Linked DNA regions of Homo sapiens: region 2 is linked to region 1. A link is a loop called in an ENCODE intact Hi-C map of the cell type or tissue named here. Cell type or tissue: HepG2. All regions are shown on one strand. Links, peaks and the distances in the headings refer to the core of each region. The heading gives the core; the rest is flanking DNA.

Region 1 (14,950 bases), core at 1,233-9,232:
CTCAACAAAGAAGTGTTTGCCAGAGCTGAGCAGGCCCTCAATGGGCAGGTATTCCACCTCATAGGAATCATACACTGGTGGGGCCTCCACGTTGTCCCCATTGCGAATGATGAGCCTGAACCAGGAGAGTGGCAGCTATGTAGGCTGGTGGCTGACCCAGATGGGGTGTGGCCCCAGGCTTGGGTAGCGTCCCTCCAGCAGGGTATTACCAGGCCAGGCACTCCCATTCCACTAGGACAGCCCCTCACCTGTCATCATCCTCTGCCAGGGAAACCTTCTCAAAGTGCAGGTGTAGCCGCTGGCCCTCAGGAGCCTCAAGCAGCCAGTGACAGGTGAGGTTGTTGCTGTAGTTGCCCGGGAAGCCTGGAGAGACGATGCGGCCGGTGGTGGCATTGCGGATCACTCCGCCGCAAGCAGCTGTTAAGACCAGGACAGGACGTAGGCTAGGCCCCTGCCTGAACCCAGGCAGCCTAACATGCCTTCCTCCCTATCCCAGCCCTATATCCTCTGCTTGGAGCAGCGGGGACCTTGCCTCCCTGCCATCTTGGCCCTCATCGTCCTGAAGGTCAACCTTTTAGCCCTGTGAACCTGCATCTCCAGGCAGCCTGAGCTCCAGAATCCTGCCGCCTAACCTTTCACACCCCTGGGACTGACCAGGGTAACTCTCTTGACTGTGGGTAGATGTATCACTGCCTGGTTGTGTGCCCAGGTAAGTCACTTTCCCTCTCTGCTGACTTCTCTAGAAGGCCGACTCTCCCTAGGTAGACTTTACTAAAGCCCTTACTGTGGGCTTCAACCTTCTTGGATACATCTGCTACTTCTACCTCATGCCACTTTCCTAAAATCAGTTGTTTGGGTATGTCCCTTAACTAGGACCCCCTGGAGCAGGAACCAGGTCTTTCCAGGCCAGGCACAGAGTTGGTGTTCAGCGTTGGTTGAATAAAATGAGTGAATGAATGTAAAAAGGGGTTAGCACTAGATCCGGGCGGCAAACACCTGATGTGCATGCCATCCGCCCCGGCCTCACTACCACTGCCGTTCCTGGGCTGACTGACCTTTCTAGTGCTGACCCTACTGGCTTGGGGCTGTCCTCTCTTTCTAAGGAGAGACTGAACAGTTTGCCTATGGCTATCTGTGAGGATTGCTGGGTTACTTGGCCACAAACTCCTGGCGGTTATGTGAGGCCAGAGAGGGGTCCTCAGGCAAGAGGAGTATGGCTGGTTCCAGGCAGTGCTTTCCTCTCCTGGACACATAGCTCTGACCTACCCAACTCTCAGAGACCAGGCTGCCATGACCAATACACAGGACCTTTGTCTCCAAATGCTCAAGGCAGCAGAATATTGTAACCTAGTAAAGCTCCTGGGGGGCTGGGGCAAGTTTCTTCTCTGCAGAAAGGACAGACCTGCCTCAGCTTGGTCTCAGAATGGAACTGCCCTTCAAATCTGATCATGCCCCATCCTTTGCTGAAAATTGCTTAGTGGCTCCCCATTACCCTCAGGATAGAGTTAAAGCTGAAAATGGTGTTCAAGCCCTTTATGAATCCACCTCTCTCTAGACTCAGCTTCAGTCCCCTCTCCCCGCATACCCTCTGCTTCAGGCACACTTCACTGTGTGCTCACTATCTTGTGCTATTTCATGCCTGCACATCTCTGCATATGCAGTTCCAGGAACCCACCCCACTTTCCCAAACTAATATTTCTGAAATCCTTCCATGCTGTCTCCTTGGGAAGCCTTGCTTGCCTCCTCTCTCATCTTGGAGTAGCTCTCCATCCCTTGGGCTCCTCCACCACTCTGCCTTTACTCCTATTGTAGCATCCTCTGCACTGAGCTGCTTGCCAGCCTCCCCGCTAGATCCTCGAGGGCTGAGAAAGCATCTGTGTTATTCAACTCTGGTTGTGCCTGGCACCCAGGAAGAATTTATAGAATGAAATAAGATTCATGGCTGGGTATGGTGGCTCAAGTCTGTAATCCCAGCACTTTGGGAGGCCGAGGCAGGTGGATCACCTGAGGTCAAGAGTTCGAGATCAGACTGGCCAACATGGTGAAACCCCATCTCTACTAAAAATACAAAAAAATTAGCTGGGTATGGTGGCATGCACCTGTAACCCCAGCTACTCTGGAGGGTGAGGCAGAAGAATCGCTTGAACCCGGGAGGTGGAGGTTGCAGTGAGCGGACATCGTGCCACTGCACTCCAGCCTGGGTGACAGAGGGAGACTCCATCTCAAAAAAAAAAAAAAAAAAAGATTCAAAAGCCTAAGCCCATACCCACTAAAAAGAAAAAGCCCGGCCAGGCACGGTGGCTCACGCCTGTAATCCCAGCACTTTGGGAGGCTGAGGTGGGTGGATCACGAGGTCAGGAGATCAAGACCATCTTGGCTAACATGGTGAAACCCCATCTCTACTAAAAATACAAAAAATTAGCTGGGAGTGGTGGCGGGCGCCTGTAGTCCCAGCTACTCGGGAGGCTGAGGCAGGAGAATGGCGTGAACCTGGGAGGCAGAGCTTGCAGTGAGCCGAGATAGCGCCACTGCAGTCTGGCCTGGGTGAAAGAGCGAGACTCCGTCTCGAAGAAAAAAAAAAAAAAAAAGCCCAAGTTGCTTTTCATACTGCAAACCAAACACTGAGTCTTCCTTTCTCCAACAAGCCCCTTTTCATTGGCAGCAATCCCAGACCTGATCACTCAGGACCAGACCTGGGAGTCCCCTTTCCCTTTTCCCAGTTCCCATCAGTTTCTGGAACTTCCCTCTGCTTCATTCCCCAAATCACAATCTAAGTTCAAACTGTCTTGCCTGGCTGGCCTCCCAGTCATCTCCTGAGGAATTCTAAGGCCCTCCCTTCTCATAAGCTTCAACAGCTCCTCAGCCTGTATCTTGCCCTGACACTCAAGGCCCTTCCATTGCCACATGTCTCAGGCTTCAGCCAAACCTGGCTGTCTTCTGTGTCCCTAAACACCCTCACCTGCCTGCCTCTATGTCCCTGCCCACGTTGTTCTCTCCATTTAAATGTCAAACCTGCAGTGCCTCCTCCCCTAGGAAGCCTCCTAAATGTCCAGCTAAGAATGATTGCGCCCTTGCCTCCCAGGTCACTTTATGTCTTTTCATTGGTGCTTTTTACTTCTTCCCCTGGAAATTGGTGACCTCTGTGCTTTCTCCTTTCTCCCTTTCCTGGAAATGTGGGTTCTTTGAGGGCAGAGTCCCTGTTTAATTCAGCTGTTTGTACCTGTGGTGCCTTCATCTGGTAGATGCTCAATAAGTGCAGGTTGGATGAATGCCACTGAGGTGCATGGCCATTTTCTGGCTTCCTTATGAAGAGCAAATGAAAGTGGCAGAGAGCAACAGAGAGCAGGGATGAGCCCCCACCTCACTTCTCTGCTCAGCACTGAGCCCTTTCCCCTGGGCACTCACCGATGCAGACGGGCTCCTTTGAATCCCAGAAGGGCTGGGTGGCATTGAGACAGGTGAGATGCCTGGCGCCCTTCAGCTGGTAGCCAGTGGCACAATGGAAGCGGGCACTACCCCCTGGGTGGAGGCTGGTGACAGTCACATCTCCATAAGCTGGACGACGGGGAAAGTGGCAGCTCAGGAGATAGGCTGCAAACAGAGAACGGGTGACACTGTGTATGTGTGCAGGGTGGGGGCGGGAGCTGGGCCATTGGTTGGGGGAGGTCTGCCTCAGTCTGCCTGGAGGTGTCATTTGGGGCCAGAGGAAGCACTAGGAGTTCCAAAACAACTCCAATCTCCTCCCTAGAAGGTTACCAGTGATATTTCCAGCAGCCTGGGCTGGTTAGTGGAGCAGACAGAGCTGGAAATTAGAAGGGTTAGGTTCTGGCTCAAGCTTTATGACACTTTAGGCAGGTTATTTAATCTTTGTGTGTGTGTTTCCTCATTTGTTAAATGAGGTTTAAAATCCTAGCCTACCTACAGGGTTACTGTGAGAAGAAATGATAGAGTATTTTATCTAGCTTGGTATCTCTGGTACCCAGCTGATATTATATCTTCAGGAAATGCTTATTGAATGACTCGTAGACATGAAAGCACTTGAAATAGTGAAAAACCTATACAGATGTAAAGTGTTGATACTGTTTTTCCTTTAGGGAATAAATATGAATTGCAGCAGCAAAGAGTGAAATCAGACAGTAAAGGCTTTCCCAGTATTCACTGAGAAATGCTAAAAAGCTTGATGCCAATGGCCATGGACTTCTTTTAAAACCAGAATGGTGGCCGGGCCGGTGTCTCATGCCTGTAATCCCAGCACTTTGGGAGGCCGAGGTGGGCGGATCACCTGAGGTCGGGAGTTCGAGACAAGCCTGACCAACATGGATAAACCCCGTCTCTACTAAAAATACAAAATTAGCCGGGCATGGTGGCGCATGCCTGTAATCCCAGCTACGGGGGAGGCTGAGGCAGGAGAATCGCTTGAACCCGGGAGGTGGAGGTTGTGGTGAGCTGAGATCACTCCATTGCATTCCTGCTTGGGCAACGAGAGCAAAACTCCATCTCAAAACAAACAAACAGCCGGGAGTGGTGGCTCATGCCTGTAATCCCAGCACTTTGGGAGGCCGAAGTGGGCGGATCACCTGAGGTCAGGAGGTCGAGACCAGCCTGGCCAACATGGAGAAACCCCATCTCTACTAAAAATACAAAAATCAGCCGGACGTGATGGCAGGCGCCTGTAATCCCAGCTACTCGGGAGGCTGAGGCAGGAGAATCGCTTGAACCCGGCAGGTGGAGGTTGCAGTGAGCCGAGATCGTGCCATTGCGCTCCAGCCTAGGGGACGAGAGCGAGACTTCATCTCAAAAAAACAAACTTACAAACAAACAAAATCCAGAATGGTGGTAGGCTGGGGCAAGGTGGGAGGATTGCTTGAGGCCAGGAGTTCAAGAGCAGCCTGGGCAACATAGTGAGGTCCCCATCTCTGTAAAAAATTTTTAAAAAATACCCAGGCATGGTGATGTGTACCTGTAGTCTTAGCTACTCAGGAGGCTGAAGTGGGATCGCTTGAGCCTAGGAGTTTAAGGCTGCAGTGAACTATGATTGCACCACTGCGCTCCAGCCTAGGTGACAGAGTGAGTCCCTGTTTCGAAAAACAACATCAAACAAACAAGAAAAAGATGGGGACGAGGGTAGGGAGGCAGTGCACTGCCTTCATGGAAGTTGGGGAAAGAACAAGTTGCCCTGGGAAAGCTGGTAGCTTTGGAATTGTCATACCAAATTTGACCAAATGGTGGCAGCAAATCCTACAAAACAATCTGGCATATCCCGATCCTGGGGTCAAGCTGGGGTGGTAGCTAAAAGGATCAACCCGGTGCAGTGGCTCACGCCTGTAATCCCAGCACTTTGGGAGGCTGAGGTGGACGGATGGCCTGAGGTCAAGAGTTCAAGACCAGCCTGGCCAACATGGCAAAACCCCATCTCTACTAATAAAATACAAAAATATTAGCTGGGCATGGTGGCAGGCGCCTGTTATCCCAGCTACTCGGGAGGCTGAGGCAGGAGAATCGCTTGGACCGGGGAGATGGAGGTTGCAGTGAGTCGATATCATGCCATTGCACTCCAGCCTGGGCGACAGAGTGAGACTCCATGTTCCAAAAAATAAAATAAATAAATAAAATAAAATAAAATAAAATAAAAGTGAAGATCCAGCTGGGCACGGTGGCTCACACCTGTAATCCCAGCACTTTGGGAGGCCGAGGCAGGTGGATAACAAAATCAGGAGTTCGAGACCAGCTAACATGGTAAAACCCCATCTCTACTAAAAATACAAAAAAAAAAAAAATGATCTGGGCATGGTGGCACGCGCCTGTAGTCCCAGTTACTTGGGAGGCTGAGGCAGGAGAATCGCTTGAACTCGGGAGGCAGAGGTTGCAGTGAGTGGAGATTGCGCTACTGCACTCCAGCCTGGGCGGCAGAGTGAGACTCTTTCTCAAAAAAAAGTGAAGATCCTGGCTTGCGTCTAAGAGGTGAGAGCAAAGGCCTGGAGGGGTCAAGGAGAGGCTGAGAGGCTTGTGCTACAGAGCCTGATAACCCTTGGGGTGGTAGGAAAAGTGAGGACTGTCTAGACTGAAGATCTTGGGTCTTGGGGTAGGGGGCAGCCCCACTGATGGTATCAGGTAAATGGGAGGAGAGGTCCATGCAAGGCCTCTGTTCCTGGGTGCCTTTGTGTGAATAGAAAAATGGGCCCTCTTTCTTCCCCCCCATTAAAAAGAAAAAGAAAAAGAAAAAGAGGCTGTCTCAGGGCAGACCAGGGTCCAGAAATTTGAGTTTTATGACTTTCACCTGTCCTGTTACTATGTCTGTGAAAGTGGGAGGAGAATTCCTCCTCTTCTGTCTCTCATGGGGCTCTGGAGAGAATGGTCGGTAAGTGGCTAGTTGTGCTTGGCAGGCAGTACAGGGCAGTGCTTAGCAGGTGGGCTGTGGGTCAGACTGCCTGGGTTTGAATGCAGGCTTCTTCCCTACGTGCTGTGCCACCGTGGGCAAGTTACCTAAATTCTCTGTGCCTCAGTTGCCTCATTTATCCACCCACTTTCAGTATTACATCCAAGGTTGTGGAGGTTAAGTGAGAAGACATATGTGCAGTTCCTGAACAAATGCCTAAGACATCAGCCTGCTGTTATTGTTTGTAATCTTGATTAATAATAGCACCTCACATCTACATGTACTTTCCAGATTCTAAAATGCCTTCACACTCTTCTTTCTTGATGTCTACAATATGCTTGGGAGAAAGGCAGGCAAGGTAGGGGCTATGAGCCCATTTTCAGATGAGAACAGGTTCAGAGAGACCCTGTGCCCTCATCACACAGCAAGGAAGTACTAGACCAGGAACTTGAAGCTCCTGGGCTCTGAAGCCTTCTTGCTTTCCACCACCACCCCACCTGCTTCCTCATTTGAAGTAGAAACTTGGGTTCAGGGGTCAGAGAAATCTGAGAGTAACAGACAAGCCTGCTCTGGGTGGTTGTCCAGGGCAGCCACTCACAGTGACCTGGGGAGAGGTCCCAGTCCAGGATGGGATGGAGAAAGGGGTGTGGGGCACCACACCCAGAGTGGAGGAGGTTAAGAGGTTAACTGACGCCTAGTGGGGTCTAGACCATGAGCCAGGCTCAGGCCCAGCATTTCCCCTTACATCTTCCCCTTTGAGTTCTTATCACCACTCTAGTAAGGGAGGGCCCTCGTTTCACAGATGAGGAAACTGGGCTGGAATGGGGTGGAACTGGGCTGGAACTGTAGGAGGCTGGGGGCAGACAATGAAGCCCCCAGACTCCATAGTAGTTAAAGTATCACTTCCCAGGATGAGCTTCCTCCTGTTGCCATGACAACCGTTCCCGGGGAGCCTGAACCACTGCAATCTGTTGAGTTATTTTCTCACTGGAGTCTGTTTCTGGAGCCAAGTCCAGTGCCAGGAATGCTGAGGATGCAGGAGGGGGATGTCTGTCAGGGCCGTCTGCCTCCCCACCCTGCCTGAGGCTGTGGGAGGGGAGTTGACTTGGTCTTGCGATAAGGCCCTTGTGAGGGCTCATCCTTGTGACCTCCAACATCAGCTTGGACAGCTCGAGCACAGGTGTGGGTACTAGGCCCCTCACCCCCTCTTCTGGCACCCTCTTTCTCTAGCCCACGGAGATTTGCGTGTGAGCACACGCTCCTCCTGTTCCCATCTCTGGGATCAGGGCTAATTACAGCCTATAATTAGGGGAATTACACTCATTAAGGCAAGAGCTGATCATTGACAAAAACTGGGCTGACGAGGGAGGGCTTCTGGGAGCTGAGAAGGAGGCAGGACCAGGCCAGCTCTTCCAGCCCTTCCTTGGAGGTTGCTCCCCCTTGCTGGGCCTCCAGCTCACTGCCATTCAGCCACCTTTGTCTGGCCCGACAGAGAGGAGGTCCGGAGTTTTGTGCAAAGGAATTTGCAGCAAGAGAGAAGGTTATCATGGCGTGAAATTATGCCTGCTGCCAGGGAGGATTGATGAGCCATTAGGGAGGCTAGCTGGGCCGCCTAGACGTTTCACCCTTGCCTCAGCTGGCCCCTTGCCTCTGCCAAGCCACTCTACAGCCCCATCCACTTCCAGGCTCCCTGCTGCTATGCCAGACTGCTCCAGTAGTTTGGGTGGAGGGGTGAGGGTAGGGTGAGTGCTCCTTAGGTGGGGTTCCAAGCAGCCCCATCTCCAGAGTGCTGGCTCTTCTGCCCGGCTGTGGTCCCCTGCAGGACTGCGGAAGTGGTCCATGACAATGCAAGACAATCCCTTGATTGTTCACACCAATTATTTCCGTATTAGTTCTCCCTAGTCTCAAATAGTTAACCCATGCAAAGGATCGAGCTGACTTTGTGCTCAGAGAGGGGGATGGGTAGGAGGGACACAGCTGAGACAGCGGCAAAGTCCTGAGCCCCTTTTCCTCCCTCTCCCATCCTGCCAGTCATGTAATACTGGTTTCCTTAATGAAGCATGTGCTAAGCACTTGACATGTACCATTTTGCTTAATCCTAACCATGACTTTGTGGGGTAGGTGTTTTGGTTTCATATTACAGCAGAAGGGTCAGAGAGGTCAAATGACTTGTCCAAGGTCAACAGCCAATGAGGAGATTCAAACACAGATCTGCCCATTGCCTGAGTCTGTGATTTTTTTTCATTACATCGTGCTGCTCCCTTATTTCCAGAGGTGTTCTGAGCTGATTGGGGCATGGGCCAGGTCAAGGTGGGTGAAGCAGTTCAGGAAGGGCAGTCTGGCAGCTAAGCAGATGGTCATTGTCAGATCCCTTTGACCTTCACCCTCTTGCATTTGGGGAGGGCTTCTATTGTTATTGCCTGTTTAAGTGTCTGCCTCCTCCTGAGAAAGAACTCCTTGAGGACAAGGACCTTGGTGCATCCTGACATTGCCAGTGTCCAGCACAAGCCTGGCAAAGAGCAGGTGCCTAGGAAAAGTTTGCTGAATGAATGAATGAGGGACAACGGGCACACCTAGAGGCTACCTGATCCTGAGTCAAGACCAGCTCTCTGCAGGGTGGTGGGTGGAAGAGAGAAGATCCTGGAGGTTTCAGATACGCGATACTTACCTCCAATTGTCCAGAGCTTCACTGGACATTTGTGCTATGTGTCACTAGCCCCTCTCTGCTCCTTCCCTCTAGGATGTAATTGCACAGAGACCCCCCTCCCCAGCAAGGAGGGCAGCGAGTCTGGGCTGGTTCCACCTTCAACTACCCAGGCCTTACCTTGGTAATGGAAATGGAAGGTGCCAGGGCCAGCCGGTGGCGGGAGGCTCTGGAACCTCAGGGCCGCTTGGTGGGTGGGGCTGCGGATGACTTGGCCCCGCAGCAGGAAAGACTGGTTGGCCAGGGGCAGTGGGTCAGGCCCCCCCAGGCCTTCCACAGTCACTGTCTCCCCTTCCCGGAGGCTGATATTCTGGACCTGTCAGTAGAGTAGAGAGAGAAAAGCAAAGTAGTCAGACTTCTTCCTGCTGCCTGGATCCTGCCGCCCTCAGGATCCTGCAGGCCCCGGGCAGATCAATCCTCAATGCTACTTGAGCATCGGAGCCCCCAGGCCCTGAGCTGGGCACTTCAGCAGTGCAGGAGTTGCTCATCTCAGTGTGAGACAGGACCGGAAGTTCAGAGATTAAGTAAATTATCCAAGGTCACATAGAGATTCTTAGCAGAACTGGGGTTTGTAAACACATCTTTCTGTCTCCAAGCTTTTCAGATACACCAGCTGCTTCCTGTCCTGCCCCTCCCTGGGCTCTGTTTTCTCATCTGTAAAGTAGGGATGGGGTAGGTGTATTGAACCAGATGGTGTCCGAGGCCCTGGTCAGCAGTATGAGGTCTTAAATATCAGATCCATGTGCCCAGCTTCCCCTGGACATCCCTGTTGGATGCTTCACACCCAGCCTGCCTCATGCTAGGTGACTGTCTTCCCCTAGCCAGCAGTTCCCCTGGGAATGATCTTGCTATCTCCCTGGGTGTCCAAATCAGAAACTGGCATCTTGCCTCCTCCCTCATACCTGGTCAGTCATTCAGTCCTGTCAACTGGATCTCAAATCTGTTCATTACTCTTCATCCCCACTGCCATTCCCCAGCTTATCGCCGTTACTGTGCACCTAGATCACCGCAGCAGCCTCCTGGCCAGCCTTCCTGCCTGTAGGGCTTAACCCACTCCTCCCTCTACAGCAGTATTTTCTGAACTATAGCCAGCTAACGGTCTTAGATCTGTTGCTGATCATGGTGCTTCCTTGTTTAAGTCCTCCAGTGGCTCCCCATTGAGTCTGTGAAGCCGATAATATGTAGTTCAAACTCTTTGCTTAGCCCTCAAGGCCCTGCCCAACTTGGCCCCTGCTGACTGTCAGCTGGGCCTTACACCATGCCCCTCCGCATGTCAATCGTGATTCTCTCTTTTTTCTGAGCCTCTTTCTCCGATCCTTTCCCCTGGCTGTCACAGTCTCCTCTGCTATCATGCTGATCTTCAGGCCCTCAGTCCCTTGAGCATCTTTCTGGGCTCCATGCCTCCATTCAGGCAAACAAGGATTGGACAACGACGGACTCTGCCCAGAGGGAAATTAGCAGCATGGCTTGATAGAAGGAACACTGGATTGATTGGGAGCCCAGAAATCTGGGACCTCATCCTAACCATGTGATCTTGGACAAATATGCTGCTATTTGAACTTCAGTTTCCTCATTTTATAAAACGAACTAGTGGAGTTCTTTGCTACTTAAAATGTGGTTCTTGGACCAGCATCAGCAGCCTCACCTGGGAACTTGTAAGAAATGCAGAATCTTGGCTGGGCGCTGTGGCTCACGCCTGTAATCCCAGCACTTTGGGAGGCCAAGGCAGGTGGATCACCTGAGGTCAGGATTTCAAGACCAGCCTGACCAACATGGAGAAACCCCGTCTCTACTAAAAATACAAAGATTAGCTGGGCGTGGTGGCACATGCCTGTAATCCCAGCTACTCAAGCAGCTGAGGCAGGAGAATCGCTTGAACCTGGGAGGCGGAGGTTGCGGTGAGCCGAGATCGCGCCATTGCACTCCAGCCTGGACAACAAAAGCGAAACTCCATTTCAAAACAAAAAAAAAAAGGAAATACAGAATCTCAGACCCACTAAAGCATACTCTGCATTTTAACAAGATCCTCGGGCAACTCAAAAGCACTGATCTACATGGGCTCAAGGTTCCTACCATGTTGCTCTGAAGCAGGGTTTCAAGGGTTGACCACCTGGGATGGTTAAGTGGCATCAGTGAGTCACCAAATCCTTCCCAGTCTTATTTCCCAAATACTCCAATGGGTTCCTCCTCTCTATCCTTTTGTTACTGTCCTGGCCCTAATTACCTCCTGCCCATTACTTTTCACTTGAGAATGGCTTTCTGTCTGTCTAACACTTCCCATCCCCAACTCATCTCCTGCTGATTTCAGATTGCCTGGAGGACAAGCTCCAAACTGCCCAGCTCACATTTGGTGCCAGTATCTCTGCGGCCCTCATTAACGTGCACTGCAGCCGCAGACCACCCCTCACTTCTGCCCCCTGGGCATCCACATATGGGACTCTGCGGGGGCAATATCTTCCCTTCTTCCCCTCCTGGTGAAGCTGGTCATCTTTTCAGATCTTAGGGCCGCATCGTCTGCCTCCCAGGCTAGGCCAGCAGTCCTTCTGTTTCAGACTCTCCCCACTGGCCCCTGCCCATCTTGCTGTTAAAGCCCAGGGTGGCATGTTGGGTCACAGTGCCCTCTTCACTGGCCAGTCTCAACAAAGACGTGTGGAAAGAGTAAATGTGTGGGCTGCTGGAGAGACATTCCCCATCAGATACCTGTGAGCTGAGAAGCATAGAGGATGCTGAGCCCAGCCAGGTCCAAGGATATGGCTGCTGCGAGGCTCAGGGCCCCTCAGACTGGGTGCTGAGAAGAGATGTGCCCTGGGGACTCCAGAAGGGGCAGCTGGGCAGGGAGAGGTCCCTACCCCTGCCTGAGAGGAAAGACCTGGTGGGTCTTTGGGCTGAAGAGAAGGCTCAAGGCAGGGTGCTGGAGGCCGAGGCGTCTCCTCTCTGTGAGAAACTCTCCACCCAGGCACGTTTGGGCGGAGGCTGCCTGACCATCTGCTGGGGACATTCCTCAGGGAATTCCTGCAGCAGGCGGAGGCTGGATGAGGTCCCTTCAAACTTGGAGATTCTGTGATTCTAGAGTTGGGAAAACAAGACTCACACACGTGGAATCTGTAATTATCGAGAGATGCCAGGCAGCATATAATTCCGCCTTAAGTGGCACTGAATGCAGGCAGCAGGAATCCTCGGGGGGAGAGCGAAGGGCTCAGAGGCTCAGGGAAAGTGCCTGAAGCAGGTGGGTCTCAGAGTGCCTTGAAGAGAGGAGCACTGGGAGAAGGAGGAAGGGAGGACGCTCACTACAGGGAAATTACCACGAAAGCAAAGGCAGAGAAGTATTACTAGAAATTAATTTGTATTTTCTTCCTAGTTCCCCATATACCTCTGGCTTGACCTCTAGCTTCTTTTTCCTGATCTTGCTGCTTTGGGACCAGAGAGAAGCTGTAGCGACAGAGTAACAACAGTTGCCATCATAGAGTGTGTCAAGCCTTGTATTGTACTAAGTGCTTTTCATCCTCACCGTGAATCTATAAGATAGGTGGTAAAATACCCACCAGTAACAGAGGCTCAGAGAAGCTAAGGAACTTGCAAAAGGTCACATAGGGGTTAAGCAGTCTTGCTTTGCTGAGACAAGGCAGCTCCCTATCCTCCCAACTTCATGGGGGCATCTTCTGTAGAAATAACATCTAGACATCTTTATTCCCAAGCTCAGCACCCCCAGGTTTAGCAAGGAGGTGGGTCTTGGCTTGGCCTGGCTTTTTTAAGATGTTGGGATTTGAGTTCCCACCAGCCACCCTTGCTCCTAGCAGTCTGTAAAGCTGGGAAAACTGAGACTGAGACCTCTGGCCCCCTCTGGTCCAGGGGAGGCATGGCCCTTTCAAGCTGGCCTGGCTCCCGGCCCAGTCTAGTGGTGAGGGTTGGGATGAGAGTGTGGAATGAAGTGGCTCCTATCCAGAAGGCTCCCTGTTCTCAACCAGAGGCTGTCTGTGCAGCTCTGGTCCCCTGGGTTTCAAGCACCCTCTTGTGGGTCTGCTGCAGTGGCTGGAATGTAATTTGTCACTTGTTTGAGGGCCAGGCTGACAGAGGCCAGACAGGGCTGGGTGTCGGACAGGAGGGGTGATGAAGTCTTGATGCAATTTGCAGGCATCTGTAGAGCCTGGGAGACAGATTGAAATGTCAGCTCTGTTCTTGAGGGCTGTCTTCCATACCCATAGCCAGTGACAGGAGGGGACCTGGGGGCCAGGCAGGGGGAAGACAAAAGCAGAGGGAGCTGAGGACAATTCCTCCAGGACCCTGGGCTGTCTAACACTGCCCTGCTTCCAGCAGACCATGGAGTCAGCTCAAGGAGGAAATACAGCCACTTTGAGAGGCTGGCCCTTTCCAGGATGGGAGGTGGGAAGGATTCAGGTTGTCTTCTGCCAACCTCTAGCTCAACAGCCTCATCTGCCCTGTCTGTCCCCATAGAAGCTGTCAGTCAGGCCTCCAGCACGTGCCCTAATGGCGTAACCCACAGACGAGATGGCACTACAGTTTTTGTACTCATTTGCACCAGTACAACCCGGCATAGGCAGATGAGCTCAAAGATGACTCTTGTGTGCGATCCCCACCCCCAGATGCTGGCTACAGGTCTCCTAGGCTCTCTTGGTCACCATCACCTGTGTGTACTCGGACACAGGCCCACTTACACGCACACAGCCCCCTCAAACGTGTCATGGCACGTGCACTTCCACCCCCTGGCAGAAAATAACCCACCAATCCAAACTCTCACACTATGCCTAGGCGCCACCACCACCCTATTCGCATGCCCTCACACACCCGTGCTCCCTCACAGCAACCATAGGATAATCACAATTTTCCCACAAGAACCTTCGCAGTTTTCACATCCATTATCTCTTCAGCTCTCATAAAGTCTCAATAAGGGAGGCAGGGCAGGCTGTTTTCCTGCACTTTATAGATAAGGGAACCTTGTAATCAGGGAAGTTGAGAGATCCTCTTTGGTCACACAGTGAGTCCAAGACAAAGCCAGGACTCGAGGCCAGGACTCATGATTCCTGGTCCAGTGTCCTGTCTTGTGTGCCTGGCAACCCCAGGCCCTCCCCAGAACTGGGAGAATTCCAAGTGGATGTCCTCCAGAATCAGGCAGGGCTGACTGGGAAAGGGCATCTGGGGCAGATCCTGACAGGTACCGGTCTCCGCCTGGGTCTCCCACTTTGGATTTGCCTTGTGCCACAGACAGGCCTATCTCCTGGGCCAAGGGAAGAACAGGGGCTTTTGAGTCTTGGATTGAATCCCGGCTCAATCACTGACCAGTTGAGGGGCCTTAGGCAAGTCATATGACCTCTCTGAGCCCCAGTTTTGCCTGTGAAATGGGGATAGTTTACCTACTTCATGGGTTTGTAAGGATTTGGTTAGATCCTGCCAGTAAGGGTTTTAGCACAGAGGGGCACAGCGCTAGCAGTCATCTTTCCATTTAATGGGGAGATGTGGGCCACACCCTGGTAAAACCTTGGCATTTGCAGCAGAAATGATAGCCGGCTATGAACTTACTTTGCCCTCAGGTCTGCCAGGGCTCTGCCTGGGAGGCATTGTACCTTGGAGCCACCCTCTCCCTGGCCCAGACTCTGCAGCTGCCAGGAAGCAAGCAGCAGAGCCAAGAACCTGAGGTGCCCCTGCTCAGTCAGGCCTATAAGGGAGCTTGCTGACCCCAGAGAAGGAGCCACACTCAAAGGGACTGGCTAGGAGAAGCCTGGTGCATCATCTGGTTCAATCTCCCTTTATAGAGAGGTAAACTGAGGCACAGAGAAGGCCAGGGGTTTAGCTCAGTCACAGAGAGGTGGGCTGCAGAGCCAACACTGAAACCCCAGTCTTACAAGACAGACTCT
Region 2 (14,950 bases), core at 3,424-11,423, 77 kb after region 1:
ATAGTGTGGGGAAGACCTGAGTTTGCATATCTGTCTATGTTCCCTAATAAACAGCGAAATCAGCAGGTCTGGCTGCAGAGCTAGGAGGGGAAGACCACATCTACCCAGAAAGGAGACTACTAGAGGGCCCAATGCTGGAGTTAATCTTCCTGCATGCTGCTGAATTTTTGTTGCCCTGTTACCTATCAAGCCAATCCAGCTCATGCAAAAGCTGTTTACTTTTCCTGCTCCCAATTTCCACTCTTTCCCCAACTCCCCACTTTAGGGTATAGTGATATCCAGGCTGTGAGGCACAAGAAAGACATGGAAATGCATCTCTGCAGAGAAGGGAGGGAAAGCTGCCAACAGGGGACACATACCTCGTCTCCATCCCAGACACACCCTCACCTCCACAGAGAAACAGGACCACTTCTGAGCACTCTGATTTCTCATTTTTCCCACTGCCTGCTGAGCTTTAATGGGGCCTTCTCCAAAAGCCTAGGGGTAGAAATATACACACTCGGATGTACATGTGTATGAAGACACCACTTAATGAATACCTGGGGATATTTTGGGGCACCACAGTCAGATAAGTGTGCAAATATGGACATGTCTTTATGTAGGATTGACAGAGAAAGACCTGGAAATAAGGCTAAGAAGATTCCATTGTTTACCTGCTGGGAAGTTTCGCCTGGAGACAGATGAAAGCCACTCCACCCTCCTTTTCCTTTTGTCTCAGTGCATTTCCTTTTGTCCCAGTGAGGTCTGAGGGTGCTCATTCACGAGTTTATCCTGCCTGCCCCTCACTTCCAGGCTAAATCATGACTTTGTATTTTCTCGAGGTTATGGTCTTAGTTCCCAAGACTTTTCTTATTTTCTGCCCTCCCCTGGAGTCTGCCTAGCAACTGTACTCTTGTATCTTGAGGGAGAAGCATTGACTCTAATATATGTCATTTAACAAATACAAAGGAAGCAGAAACCAGGGTCTCTGGGTGTTCAATCCCCTCCACCTCCTGGTCTGAAGGTGGGTGCTGTCCTGGGCACTCACAGAGGGCGCTGTCAGCCTTTGATAAACCTTGCTGGGCCAGCCCAGAACAGGCATCTCGCCCTCCCTGAACACCCAATAGCAGACAGCTAGAGAGCTTTGTGACTCGAGGGCACCTATGAGAGCCAGAGAAACTCACTACCTATCAGTAAACAGGAGGGGGTGCCTTCTTATTCCCAAATGTCTCCTACACACCATGGAATACTATGCAGCCGTCAGGGAGAAGGTGCCCACTCGGTATGACTGATGTGGATTGCCAAGATAAAGAAAATGAAAACACCAGGGTGTTCTTGTACCCTACTTTTGAGATGAATAAAAGAGAATATACTGTATATGTTTGTCTACCCATGAACATCTCTGGAAGGACACAAAAGAAAATAGCAACAGCGTTGCTTGCATCTGATGAGGAGAACTAAGCAGCTGAGGATAGGGTGGAAACAGACGTCCTTTCCACAGTGGTCTCTTTCGTACACTATGTTGTTCTATATGTATGTATTACCTACAAAAAAATGACAATGAAAAGAAGGCTTTTTCTCCTTAAAGAGCTTGGGGGAAGGCAGGCATGCAAACAATTACAATGCAATATGCTCAGTGTTATTGAGATGCGCAGGGTGGGAAGGGAGTATAGGAGAGAGACTGTCTAAGGGGGCTTGGGGGTGTCGGGGAATTTGGAAGAATCACACCGAATGCTAAAACCTCTCTAGGCTCAGCGTTGCCCGGGCATAAAGGACACAGTGAGAAGGGACCTGAGACGAAGCTGCAAGAGCAGGTAGAGGCCAGAGTGTGAACCGCCTTGTGTGCCAAGCTAAAGAATTTAGATTTTATCCTAATAGGAAATAGGCAGCTATTAAATAATTTTCAGCAGGGAGTGACCAGTTCAGATTTGCTGTTTAGAGAGATGACTCTGGCAGGGATGCGGAGGATAGATTAAGAGGGGCTAGGATGGGGCGGGGAGAAATGTTTTGAGGTTAATGCAATAATTTAGGTAAGAGATGGTGGGTAGGTGACCCCGGGGGCAAAGGGAGGGAGGATGGCAGAGAAGAGATTAAACCTGAGACTCGAACTGGGCCAGCGATGTGTATAGAGACCACGCACAAAGCCTGCTCTGCCGCTCTCTGTTTTCTCACGCTGGCATCCTCTGCACATTTGGATGCCCCAGATGCCCCAGCAGCTGGCAGGATGGGTCCAGGGAGCCCTTCCTGGTCTGCCTGCCTGCCTCCTTGCCCCAGGCTCCTTGGCAAAGCAGAGCAGGGAAAAGAGAACAGAAGCGTTTCCCTCGCCATCCAACTCCTAGGTCTCTCATTTATTCCTTGCTCTCTCCGGATTCGGGTCCTCTCATTATTTCTGATCTGTACAGCTTGCCGCTTCCCTGGCTCAGCTCTCCCACCCCCGTCTGCAAAGTGTCAATCAAGCCATCAGATGAGCAGCTCAGCCTCATATCCTCAGCGTCTCTGCCCCAGGACACGAGAAGCGATTGCTGACACACACAAGCAGCAAGGTGTAAGGCTGCTGGCTCTCCCTTTAATAGTCTTCCGATCCAGAATGGGTGTTAAAATGGAATTTGAGTGGATAGCGTCTCTCTGCCTGTCCCTGTCAGGACAGCCGCAAGGACGGGCAACCCTGAGAGAAGGGGAAGCCTTCAGAAGTCGATTCGCTTTTCATTTCAAGGTTGGGCCATGGCCAGTGTCTGCTTTCGGAGGAGCTGTTTGAAATTGTTAATGAGAAGCAGAATGCTTGAGTCCAGGAATCCAGGGCAGCCTTGTGAAGTAGGGATGGGGAAATGGAATTGTCATTTTATCTCTGAAGGGATATTGTATTAAACAAAGTGGGGGTGGGGGTATGGGATACAGAGACGCTTTGTAGCTTCCCTGGAGGACTGAACAATAAGAAATATCGAGGGCAGCAGGAAGAACTGAGATTAGAACAAAGAGTGAAATTCCCCAGGCCCTGGAACCAGGGGCCAGGGAGATTTGAAGCATCTGCTTCCCCGGGGGCTTGCTCCTTCTTTTACAAATTGTGAATGGATGTGTGGTTTTTATAGAATGTGGCAACTAATGAGCATGAAGCTCAATTACTCCACCAAGTTCTCTTTCGATTTTTGATCGCACGTACACAGAACACTTGGTTGCAGTGTGTGTGTGTGTGTCTGTTTGTGTTCTGCTTGCCTTTCTCAGGGTTATCTCATACACACATTTCTGCATAGCAGAGTCCAGCTTGTTATTTGGAATAGCTACGTAGTATTCCATTGTGCCAGCGAGCCAGAGCTTGTTCAGCCATTCCTTGTGGTTGAGTTATTTCCCATTTTTTTATATTGTAAAAGCACAGATATCAATATCTTCATACCTTTGTCTCCCCTTGGGATATGGTTCCCCAGGTTGAATTTCTAGGTCAGAAGGTTTGAGCTGTTTTACCCGGATTGCTGTGTATTGCCTCAGCCACCTCCAGGAGATCCTGACAACCCAAATTGCCACCCTCCTCTATCTCTGTCCCCACAGCACTGACAACATAAGAGATTGTCATTTTTATTTATTTTTGCTAATTTAATAGGCACATAATAGTACCTTGAAGTTATTTAATTCCCATTTCTTTCATTGCTAGTGAGACTGGGCACACTTCCATGTGAGGATTTATTGTCTGCTTTTCCTTGTACGTAAACTGTTCATCTCCTCTGACATCTTATCAAGAGAAATCTGGGGGCTGATCTTATATATTTATATCAAGCCTTTACATACTCAGATAGTACATTTTTCTCGGTTATGTCAGCCATTTTTTATTCTGGGGAGCTGTCCAGTTGTGATGTGGATGCTGGCCTGTTCCGGGGGGTGGGAGTGGCATATGGAGTTGTGAGGATTTCTGGACTCTTGAAATATACATACATATATATATATATATATATATATATATATATATATATATATTCTGGGGTTTTTTTTTTTTAGAAGAAAAAAAAGCCAAGCATGGTAGGTTTTGCTTGTAACCTAGCACTTTTTTTTTTTTTTTTTTTTTTTTTAGGCAGGCTTGCTCTGTCGCCCAGGCTGGAGTACAGTGGCACAATCTCGGTTCACTGCAACCTCCGCCTCCCGGGTTCAAGGGATTGTCTTGCCTCAGCCACCTGAGTAGGTGGGATTACAGGCCTGCACTACCACACCCAGCCAATTTTTGTATTTTTAAGTAGAGACAGGGTTTCGCCATGTTGGCCAGGATGGTCTTGAACTCCTTGCCTCTAAAGATCCTCCCACCTCGACCTCCCAAAGTGATAAGATAACAGGCGTGAGCCATCGCACCCAGCCAGTCCCAGCACTTTGAGAGGCCTACGTGGGCAGATTGCTTGAGCCCAGGAGTTTGAGACCAGCCTGGGCAGCATGGCAAAACTCTTGTCTCTACAAAAAATAAGCTGGGCGTGGTAGTGCACTCCTGTGGTCCCAGCTACTCAGGGGGCTGAGGTGGGAGGATCAGCAGAGCCTGGGAATTTGAGACTGCAGTGAGCTATGATCACACCACTGCACTCCAGCCTGGGTGACAGACTGAAATCCTGTAACAGGAAAAAAAAAAAAAAGATAAAGAAAAATCCAGTCCGATGGCACCTCCTCTCTGGGCTCCTGTTTTCCTAAGAACAAAAGGGCTAGGCTGAGAGGACAGCCAGTTGCCAAGATCAGTCTGGGGGATTACTTGTGGAATGAGAAGCATTGCTGGCGGCCTTGGCAGGCCACTGTAAGGAGGCAGGGCAGCTCCCTGTAGTCATGTGGGTTTCCTGGACCATTATTTTCTCCCACTCATTGTGGGAGAAATAGCAAAATATTGAAATCGGAATCATCATTACAAGTTCTGACTCATCCTCAGTAAAGCACAGTGGTTAAAGGAACGGATTCTGGGGCAGACAGACCTAGGTTCACAGTTCAGTGTCTTTCTTTTCTTTCTTTCTTTTTTTTTTTTTTTTTTCCATAGAGCTGGAATCTTGCTCCATTGCCCAGGCTGGAGTACAATGGTGTGATTATAGCTCACTGCAGCCTCAAACTCCTGGGCTCAAGTGACCCTCCTGCCTCAGCCTCCCAAGTAAGTAAGACTACAGGCATGCACCACCATCCCTGGCTAATTTTTAACATTTTTTGTAGAGATGCGGTCTTGCTATGTTGCCCAGACTGGTCTCAAACTTCTGGCCTCAAGTGATTCTCCCGCCTCGGCCTCTCAAAGTGTTGGGATTACAGACGTGAGCCACTGTGCCCAGCCTCAGTGTCTTTGTATACCAGGGGTGTTGCTTTGGGTAAGATAGAATCTCTCTAAGCCTTCACGTCTTCAGCCATTAAGTAATATTTTGGTTATGGCTGTGTAAAAAACCTCCCCAAAATGTTGTGGCTGAAAACAACAACCATTTTATTCTGTTTCATGGTTTTGTGGATCAGGAATGAAGCTTGACTGGGTGATTCTTCTGCACTATGCAGCATCAATTGGGTCACTTGGTACTATTTGGCTGGTGCTAGGCTGGGCTGGAGGAACCAAGATGACTTCACTTTTCTTTGAGACAAGGTCTTGCTATGTTGCACAGGTTTGTCTGGAACTCCTGGCCTCAAGCGATCCTTCCTGACTCAGCCTCCCAAACCAAGATAACTTCATTCTTATATAGAGTTCTCCACCTGGTCCCAGGTCCTCTCCATGTGAACTCTCCCATAGGGTGCCTGCACTTCTAACATGGTGGCTCAGGGCTCAGAGAGTAAGGGCTCCTTGGCCAGGTGCGGTGGCTCATGCCTGTAACCCCAGCACTTTGGGAGGCCGAGGTGGTCGGATCATGAGGTCAGGAGTTCGAGACCAGCCTGGCCAATATGGTGAAACCCCGTCTCTACTAAAAATATGAAAAATTAGCTGGGTGTAGTGGCGCTCGCCTGTAGGCCCAGCTACTCGGGAAGCTGAGGCAGAAGAATCGCTTGAACCCACGAGTCAGAGGTTGCAGTGAGCCAAGATAGTGCCACTGCTCTCCTGCCTGGATGACAAAACGAGACTCCCTCTCAAAAAAAAAAAAAAAGTAAGGGCTCCAACATAAGAAGAGGAAGCTGCCAGTCTCTTTAGGGCTGTGCCAGAAAGTGTCATGGTATCACTTTTGCCATATTTTATGGGTCAAGCAGTCACAGAGTCTGTGATAGAAGGAGTGAAAAAGAATTTGGGGCCATCCTTAATCTGCCAAAAGTAGGCATAAAAATACTCCTAAGCCAGGTGCAGTGTCTCACACCTGTAATCCAAGCTTTTGGGAGGATGAGGTGGGAGGATTGTATGAGTCCAGGAGTTCGAGACCAGCCTGAGCAACACAGTGAGCCCTCGTCTCTACAAAAAATAAACAAAATTAGCTGAGCATGGTGGCATGCGTTTGTAGTTTCAGCTACTCGGGCGGCTGAGGTAGGAGGACCCCTTGAGCCCAGGAAGTGGAGGCTACAGTGAGCCGAGTTCGTGCCACTGCACTCCAGCCTGCGTGACAGTGAGATCCCAGAGATCCTCTCAAAAACCAAAACTTCAAAAACAAAAACCCGCAGAAACTCCTAGGGCTATGAGGAGTAAATGAGATAACTCATGCAGAGGCAAATTTACCATGAAGCAAATGAAACTTCAACCATGGGGGTCCTTAATTGAACAGTTTCTTCCACATCCGGGCATCTAATTTTGTATTAATAATTCTCCTTTTTTCTTTTTCTCAAAGAGTACCCTCGAACTGTATGACAATCAAGCCCTACCCAAATGCCAGTATCAGTACTTACTAAGCATACTGCCTGGGACAGAGAGATGCTCAACACGGGGCCCCTCCAGGCACTGGGCTGGCCTGGTCCCCTCTCTGTGGCTGAGGAGAGGGCTCCTCCTCTCACTCTGCCCTTTCTGTCTTTTCAGGATCATTTCTTCTTTCTTCAAAATGAAAGTAAAACATGCTGGGAATAATTTCATAATTACAAAACTGCCCTCCCAATTGGCCCCTGCCTCTACCCCCTGACCTCACCACCCACCAGGGAGGTGGGTCTTATTCTGGGCATCGTGCCAAGTTCTTAGCGGGGCCCTCTAGAATCTCTAAAGCAAATCAGGCTGAAGAGGGGAAAACCAGCAGGGGGAGGCAGCATTCCCGGTGCCCAGTATGGTCTAGGAGGCATTGAAATTCCAGGGCCGAAGTCCTGAGACAAAGATCATAATGAGACAGGAAGGTGGCAAAGGAAGGAGCCCATTTGCATGACAATAATTGAGCCAAGAATAGAAAGCCACAGGGATGCAAGGGTGAGGCTGGCGGCTGAGCTGGGCTAAACCTCACAAATCAGACTACCCAGCTCTGCTCCGCAGGGGAAGGGAGACTGAGCCCTGGGCCAGGCTTGGCAGAGAGGGAAGCGGGAGGACACGACCCCAGGGCATTGTGGGAACACTGGCCAGGCTGGACTTTGCCTTCCTCCTCGTCCTTTAGCCGGGAGCCTGTCTTTGCTTGCCTTTGCCTTTGAGGCTCTGTGGCTGTGGGGCTGAGTGGCATCATGGCGGCTCAGAAAGATCTCTGGGACGCCATTGTGATTGGGGCGGGGATCCAGGGCTGCTTCACTGCATACCACCTGGCCAAACACAGGAAGAGGATCCTCCTGCTGGAGCAGGTACTGTGTCCCTTCTGCACCCCCAGCTGTAAGGACTGTCCTACCCTCCTCCCCTGCAGAAGGGTTTTCAGAGCCAGCAGGCTACAGGGCAAGGCCAAAGGGACTGAATCATCAAAAATTCTGTGTAATTTGTATCTTAGCTGCCTAGTGTGTTTCATGGCAATTCAAAGAAGTTTCACATCCCTCATACCCACATTGGGTTTCTAGGCACATTTCCTCTTTCTACTGCTTCCCAGTTCCTGCCCTTGACCAAGCGTCCTAGGCCCTGTTCTCTTCCTTCTCACTACTCTTTCCCTTCTGTGCCCAAATGGTTGATCCCCACCCCAGAAAAATAATTGGTTCTGCTCTAGGTAACCTAAAGTAAAGATAATTTTGCCTAGAGGCAAAGGTTGATTTATCAGCCTAAGAGGTAGGATTCTGTCTTGCATATTCCTGGCCTCTCACACCAGAACCCAGCAGAAGCTTCTGTTTTTTTTTTTTATTTTTTATTTTTTGCCACCTCCAGATAATAGCAGCCTCCTTGTTTGACACATGATAAGTGAGACTGAGGCCTTATTTTTCCTGCTACGCAGTGCAGTCTGCAGTGACCACTGCATATGTGGGTGGGCCCTGTGTGTCTGCAGGGTCCTTCGAGGACAGGGCCACCCAGCTATCCACTGCAGTGGACTCTCCCTTTCCATTCTGCCTGCAGCTACCCAGGCTGGCTATGGTTTGCTCTTCTTGGTAATGAGCCAGAGTAGTTAGAAACCTTCTTCATTTCTCTATCAGTTTTCTCAAAGCCCAAGGGATTCCTGGTTCATCCTCTCAGGAAACTCATTGTTGCTGAATCCTGAGGTGGTTCTCTTACCCTGAGTGATCTGTAGCCACAGAGAAATAAAGTCAGCATCAGTTTCCTTGTTCATAAAATGAAGGGGCTGGAGTAGTTGAACTGGAAGGTTTTTTCTAATTTTGCTTCTTTGTGAATCTAAGTGAGGTGAGATTGCAGCAGGATGGTTGAAGACTAGCTAACAAAAGAACTTCTGGATGTGAACAACGTTAGCAAAAAGGAAGCCTAAGTTAGTGCTATTGAAGAACTTCTATCTTGATTGCCAAGTCAGTAAATTGGTCATAAAGAGAGAATTTGGAAAGATTGTGTGAATTTTTTTTTGTGGGGGGACAGGATCTCACTCTATTGCACGGGCTGGAGTGCAGTGGTACTATCATAGTTCACTACAGCCTCAAACTCCTGGGCTCAAACAGTCCTCCTACCTCAGCCTTCCAAGTAGCTGGGACTACAAGTGCCACCACACCTGATAGTTTTTAAATTTTTGAGAAGACTGGGTCTTGCTATATTGCCTAAGCTGGTCTTGAATTCCTGGGCTCAAATTATCTTCCTGTGCATAATCCTTCCCCAGATTGTGTGGAAATATTTGAAGGATAAATGGCTCCTGGTTGACAGCACATGCTGATATGGCTCTTAACAGGGGATGCAGTGTGAGGGGTAATGGCTTCCATCATCTCTCTTGTTTTCCACTTCCAGTTCTTTCTACCACACTCCCGAGGAAGCTCCCATGGACAAAGCCGGATAATCCGAAAGGCGTACCTGGAAGACTTTTACACCCGGATGATGCATGAGTGCTATCAGATATGGGCCCAGCTGGAGCACGAGGCTGGAACCCAATTGCACAGGTGGGCTGTGGGAGGAATTCCTTGAATCGTGGGGCTCTGCACCTGCAGGTACTTTTAGTGTGTGAAGTGGCAGCGCCATGGAACATTTGGAATGCAATGGGAGGGACACAAGGCCTCAAGAAGTACCAGATGCATGGAAGAGTTCTGCTGTCATGGTGGTCACCCCACAGGTCCAGCTGACTCTGGCCAGGCTCTGCGTTGCAGGACTGGGTTCAGACCATGTGTCCAAGGCTAGCAGAAGCAGTACTGGAAAGCCTGCTGGCAAGGCACCGTGTGGCAGATGCCCAGAGTGGACAGGAGTCTGCTGGAGTGTGTATTTTCAACTCTGTGGAGGCCTCTGCAACTCTTTTAGGGCAGGGGTTGAGATAGAGGAGGAGGCTGCTTTCAGGAGGATTCTTTTTTTTTTTTTTTTTTTTTTTTTTTTGACAGAGTCTCGCTTTTTTGTCAGGCTGGAGTGTAGTGGCGCCATCTTGGCTCACTGCAACCTCCACCTCCCGGGTTCAAGTGATTCTTCTGCTTCAGCCTCCCGGGCAGCTGGGACTACAGGTGCGCACCACCACACCCAGCTAATTTTTGTATTTTTAGTAGAGACAGGGTTTCACCATGTTGGCCAGGATGGTCTTGATCTCTCGACCTCATGATCTGCCCTTCTCGGCCCCCCTAAGTACTGGGATTACAGGTGTGAGCCACCGTGCCTGGCCCAGGATTCTTTATAGTCAAATCAACATCCTAACTTTTCCTGAGGGGTCCTCACCCCCTTTAGCAGCCCTATAAACCCATTTTGTTCTCTCTGAGTACCTTTTCCTGTAGGAACAAAATGGGGACGTTCCCCAGGCTGGATTGCTTGCCAGGGAGTGAGCCTCCACGTCTTTCTCTGCTGCCTTCATGGCTCTCTCCAACCCTTGACCTTTCAAACACTCATGGGAAAGAAAGCCAATAATCTGTGATGCAATGGGAACTTTAACCATCCCACCTCCCTCCCACCTCCTCTGTGACTCTTAACTGAACTTCCTACAAACCCTGGCTCTACCTGATAGGGTGGTGGTTATTTTAATGGCCAGGAACCAAGAGGTTAGTGTTCTGTTGCAAAAATACCATTAACTTAAGAACAAAGTGAAATCCATTATGCAAATCAGCCAGGGCAGCTAATTACAGATTTATTCAGAGGCAGCTAATGCACCCAGCACCCAAATAAAGGAGCATGTCTTGCTGGTGGGTGGCCCGGCAGAGGGACCCCTCTCTGTCAGTTGTCTGTGAATACTGCTGAGCATCTTTTGCTAAAAGAATCGCCCTGGGCCTCAGAGGGCACACTTCCTCCTAGCACACAATGAGGCAACTAAGAGACGTTAGAGTGTCTGGAATCTTTCCGAGGGAGACGATTCTGGAGTGAGACAGGCTTAGGTTTGACATTGTGCTCTATTCCACACCAGTTGTGTGATCTTGGAAAAGTTTCTTGACTTCTCTGTGCCTCACTTTTTACGATAGGGCTCTGAGAGGATTAAATGAGACTTTTGTGAAATACTTGGCCCAATGTCTAGCACCTTTCAATAAGGGGCAGTCCCTTATTGACCCATTCTGGGTCAGCTGCATTCTGTTCCATTGAGCAACAGTGGGAGGAAAGGCAGGAGGAGACAGATGGGTGCAACAACCACAGATACCAAGGGGAGTGGCAGCAGGAAAGAGGGAGAGGGATCCTTGGGTAGGAGACTCTCAGAAGCGCACAATCCTCCTCTTTGCCAGGAGGACAGGAATTTGGACGGGCTTTGGAACTGGACCTGGCTCTAAATCTCAGCTCTGACACGCTCAGCTGTGTGGTTTGGAACGAGCTGTTGAACCTCTGGTGAGACTCAGCTTTTTTCATCTGTGAAGTAGGGATACTAATACCTGTGTCATGGTGCTGGGGTGAGGATAAGTAGGTAATGGGCTTAGAACAGCACCTGGAAAACCATCTTCCTCCTCCTCCTCACCATATATGTAGTGTTTACAATAAGAAACTAGGCTGGGCATGGTGGCTCACGCCTGTAATCCCAGCACTTTGGGAGGCTGAGGCAGGTGGATCACCTGAAGTCAGGAGTTAAAAACCAGCCTGGCCAACATGGTGAAACCCCGCCTCTACTAAAAATACAAAAAGTAGCCAGGCATGGTGGTGGACACCTGTAATCACAGCTATTAGGGAGGCTGATGAGGCAGAAGAATCGCTTGAACCTGGGAGGCAGAGGTTGCAGTGAGCCGAGATCACGCCACTGCACTGCACTCCAGCCTGGGTGACAGAGTGAGACTCCGTCTCAAAGAAAAAAAAAGAAAAGAAAAGAAAAGAAAAAACTAAGAGTTGCCTAAGTACCTGACACCTATAACTCATTCCATTCTCCTCACAATCTTATGAGAGGGTTGCTGCCGGGTAGTCAGGGTCTTATCCCATTAATGCAAATCACAGAATTACTATACTCTTAAGTCTAGAATAGAGGTTGGCCAGCTTTATCTATAAATGGCCACGTAGTAAGTATCTTAGCCTTTGCAGGCAACGTGGTCTCTGTTACAATTATTCAACTCTGCCATTGTAGTGTGAAAGCAAGATGTAAATAAATGAGCCTGGATGTATTCTAATACAACTTTATTTATAGACACTGAAATTTGAACTTCATATAATTTTCATGTGTCACTCAACATTATTCTTCTTTGGATTAAAAAAAATCAACAATTAAAAAATTTAAAAACCATCTTGGCTCATGGACCAGACCAAAACAAGCAGAAGGCCAGATTTGGTCCCTGAGTGGTAGCTTGCTGGCCCTGGGTGTGGAAGATACCTCAAACTGGTTAACTTGTCCATTTCTGTCTCCAAATAAGTTCATGCCTAAATCATCCCAGGTCAAAAGACTGCTACTATGCATTTAAAGACAGGGAAATATCACAGCCCTTCTTAAAAGACCATTCTGATGTCTCATAGCCCCAGTTACGAAAAATGAAAAGTAATGTGAATATGCTTTAAAAACCTCTAGAGTGCTAAGTATTCTTACTACTATTGTTATTATTCTATTATTATAAGTCCTTTCTTATGGCTAACCTAATGTACTCAGGCACACCAATTTATTTGGTTCTTTTACTTAGCAGGGACACAGAGCAGATACTTCCCATTCTCAGAATGGTATCTGAATACAGCTCTACTACCTTTGGGCTAAAAGCCATTCTAATTCCTTTAGCTTTTACTGATTCTTATTTTCTAAATGATTCATCATCTGTGTGGTTCTTACTTTTCCCCAGGTTTTTCTAGAAGAACCAGCACAATACCATAATACTACTGATAGATATGAGCATACTTAATGCTATTTGATGATGATTAAAAAAAAACCTTTAGGAGTTGGCAGTTCAGGTGGTTGTCCAGTGCTTTTCATTCTGTTTAGCTGCTTCCTGTGACAGCGGCATACTAAACATGGGTGGGTTTGGGACATTTGCATATATTCTGGGAACAGACAATGACACATGTGTCAGATCACAAGGTCTGAATCTTTTGTGATGTGTACAGCCAGGATGCTGATTCCAACAGCAAAACCCAGCTCCCTGGCCCATCTCTTTCCTGCCCCGCCTTCTCCCTTTGAGTCCTACTGTCTAGCTCCTGACCTGGGCTGCCCCTGCTTAGCTGACAGTATCAGACAAGATCACAGCCGTAGGCAGTACAGCTGCTGGCAGAACCTGGTGGCCCCCTCTGCAGCTGCTGTTTCTTGTGTCTGCGAAGTGTCTGGCTTGTCAGCCACATCCCCTCCCTGGAGCAGTCTTTGTTAACCAATTCCACCTCGGCCCACTGAACGGAAGATGAAATGCCTAGAGCTCCTCCAAAACCAACAAAGGCAGCAGCCATTACCAAGTCCCCATTCGAATCCCTTCCCCAAGGTGACTCAGAGCTGGCTTGCTGGGCATTTTTAACCCACAGAGGGGAGAGCTGAAGCTTGGGATGGGAGATGGCAGGTGCAGGGAGAGCCGTCTCCTCTCCCAATTCCTCCCCACTCCATCCTACACCCTGTCCTGCTACAGTAACTGGTGGAAATCCCTGATCACCAACTCCCTACATCATATCTGAGGCATTAGTCGGGCTATAGCAGAGTCAACAAGGCCCTCGGGAGGAATCTTCAATTACCTCTTCCTAGTGCTGGATCAAGCTAGGGTCAGGAGGAAGGAATAGTTCATACTAAATGCTCTTGACTCAGCTGATGGGCATTCTGGGAGGTGGGAGCTGCACTCTTTTCTAGGGTTCCCTGGCAACCCATGTGCTGGCTTTCAGTCCTTCTTTGTAGCTAGTCCTGACCATTCATTTCCCGGTCATTTTTTATCCTGCTGATGCCCTTGTCTCCTCTCACCCTTCTCCTTCCCAAACTTACAGCCCAGGTCTAAGCAGAAAAAAAGAAGACAGGGAGGCCACGAACACAGGGGTGAGAAATTGATGCAGAATGAGCAGTCTATTTGTTGGTATCTAGAAAAAGCCATTAAGAAAATAAGCACTTAAATGATTTTCAATCTGCCCATGGAAGCCATCCATCTTCATACTGGGAGGAAAAGGCCCATTCTCCAATCCCGGTTTTGACTGACTGGTTTCCAATTCTCTAAGCATTTCCCATAGGAGCCTCTCACCTATCTCCCATAATCACAGGCCTTTGCATTTCCAGGCAGTGTTTTACATTTATTTCCGATTTGCTCATAATGGTCAAAAATCTCTCTCCAATCCAAGGCATTTCTCCAGCAGCGCACGGTTTCCCTCAGGCCAAATAGCTCAGCTGTGATCCACGGAAAATGAGAATTTCCCAAACACATCTTCGGACTAGGGGAGGGTCTGGCATCACACATTCAGATGGAAAATTTCCCACTGTTATATCAATATCTGGGCTAAGAAAGAAATGCCACAGGGGCAGAGAGCTGGAGCAAAATGATTACAATCGGCACAATTACATTCACCGGCAGAATCAGCTCGCTGATTACTCCCAGGGATGGGGAGCTCCCGCTTCATCCACCACAGGATGGCTTGGGAATTAGAACATCACTCAGCATTTCATAATTCAACAGATATGCCCGTTGTCTTGGCATGAGTTCATTTTTCCCACATAGTACATCCCTGTAAGAGGAGTCATTTCAAGGAAAGAAGGAAAGAAGGAGGAAAGAAAGGAGGAAGAAACAATGGAAAAAGGGAAAGGAAATCTCAGAGTATATGAGAGGCCAAAGCTGGTATATTGCAGGCAGAGATTAGAATATGCTGCTCTGGAATTTCCAGGTCAGGGATTTCACATTACATCTGCTTAGGTGTGGTTTAAGCCAGGTCTGTCCCAGAATCCCTCCCAGCCAGGACCCCATTGGGTAAAAAGGACTCAAGGAAATACACCTGAGTGACTTCATACTTATTTGTTGAGTAAGAAGTTTACTAGGGCCGGGCACAGTGGCTCATCTTATAATCCTAGCACTTTGGGAGATCAAGACAGAAGGATCGCTTGAGGCCGGGAGTTTGAGATAGGCCTGGGCAACATACTGTGTGACTCTTGTGTCTACAAAACACAAAAAATTCGCCAAGTGTGGTGGCTCACGCCTGTAGTCTGTAGTCCCAAATATTTGGGAGGCCAAGGCAGGAGGATTGCTTGAGGCCAGGAGTTTGAGATAGGCCTCTGCAACACAGCGAGAC

The links. Peaks named below come from ENCODE experiments on the same cell type or tissue, not always from the same donor. Only the 100,000 strongest peaks of a DNase experiment are listed, where the experiment ranks them.
Region 2: it touches region 1 in a loop (9-fold over the local background); 9 of 110 quality-filtered maps call a loop at or near these places.

Annotation. Positions count from the first base shown.
Region 1 is chr17:28,960,557-28,975,506 of GRCh38, forward strand. SEZ6 (seizure related 6 homolog) reads right to left here. Exons shown (of 17, transcript NM_178860.5): 4 at 9,201-9,396; 5 at 3,406-3,591; 6 at 249-417; 7 at 1-115. The region is part of intron 1 of LOC105371716 (a long non-coding RNA gene); the gene reads left to right. Among named protein-coding and RNA genes, the nearest start is that of PHF12, 17 kb to the left of the region's middle. RefSeq lists enhancers at 7,071-7,160, 7,848-8,498, 11,392-12,269. In HepG2, for the core only: a CTCF peak has its summit at 5,235 (motif pointing right); DNase peaks (open chromatin) are centred at 5,245 and 8,546; H3K27me3 peaks cover 3,903 bases.
Region 2 is chr17:29,035,714-29,050,663 of GRCh38, forward strand. It overlaps PIPOX (pipecolic acid and sarcosine oxidase), which reads left to right and starts at 7,428. Exons shown (of 8, transcript NM_016518.3): 1 at 7,428-7,626; 2 at 9,146-9,294. The coding sequence starts at 7,513. RefSeq lists an enhancer at 6,907-7,795. In HepG2, for the core only: a CTCF peak has its summit at 7,101 (motif pointing right); DNase peaks (open chromatin) are centred at 7,078, 7,438 and 10,248; H3K4me3 peaks cover 2,795 bases.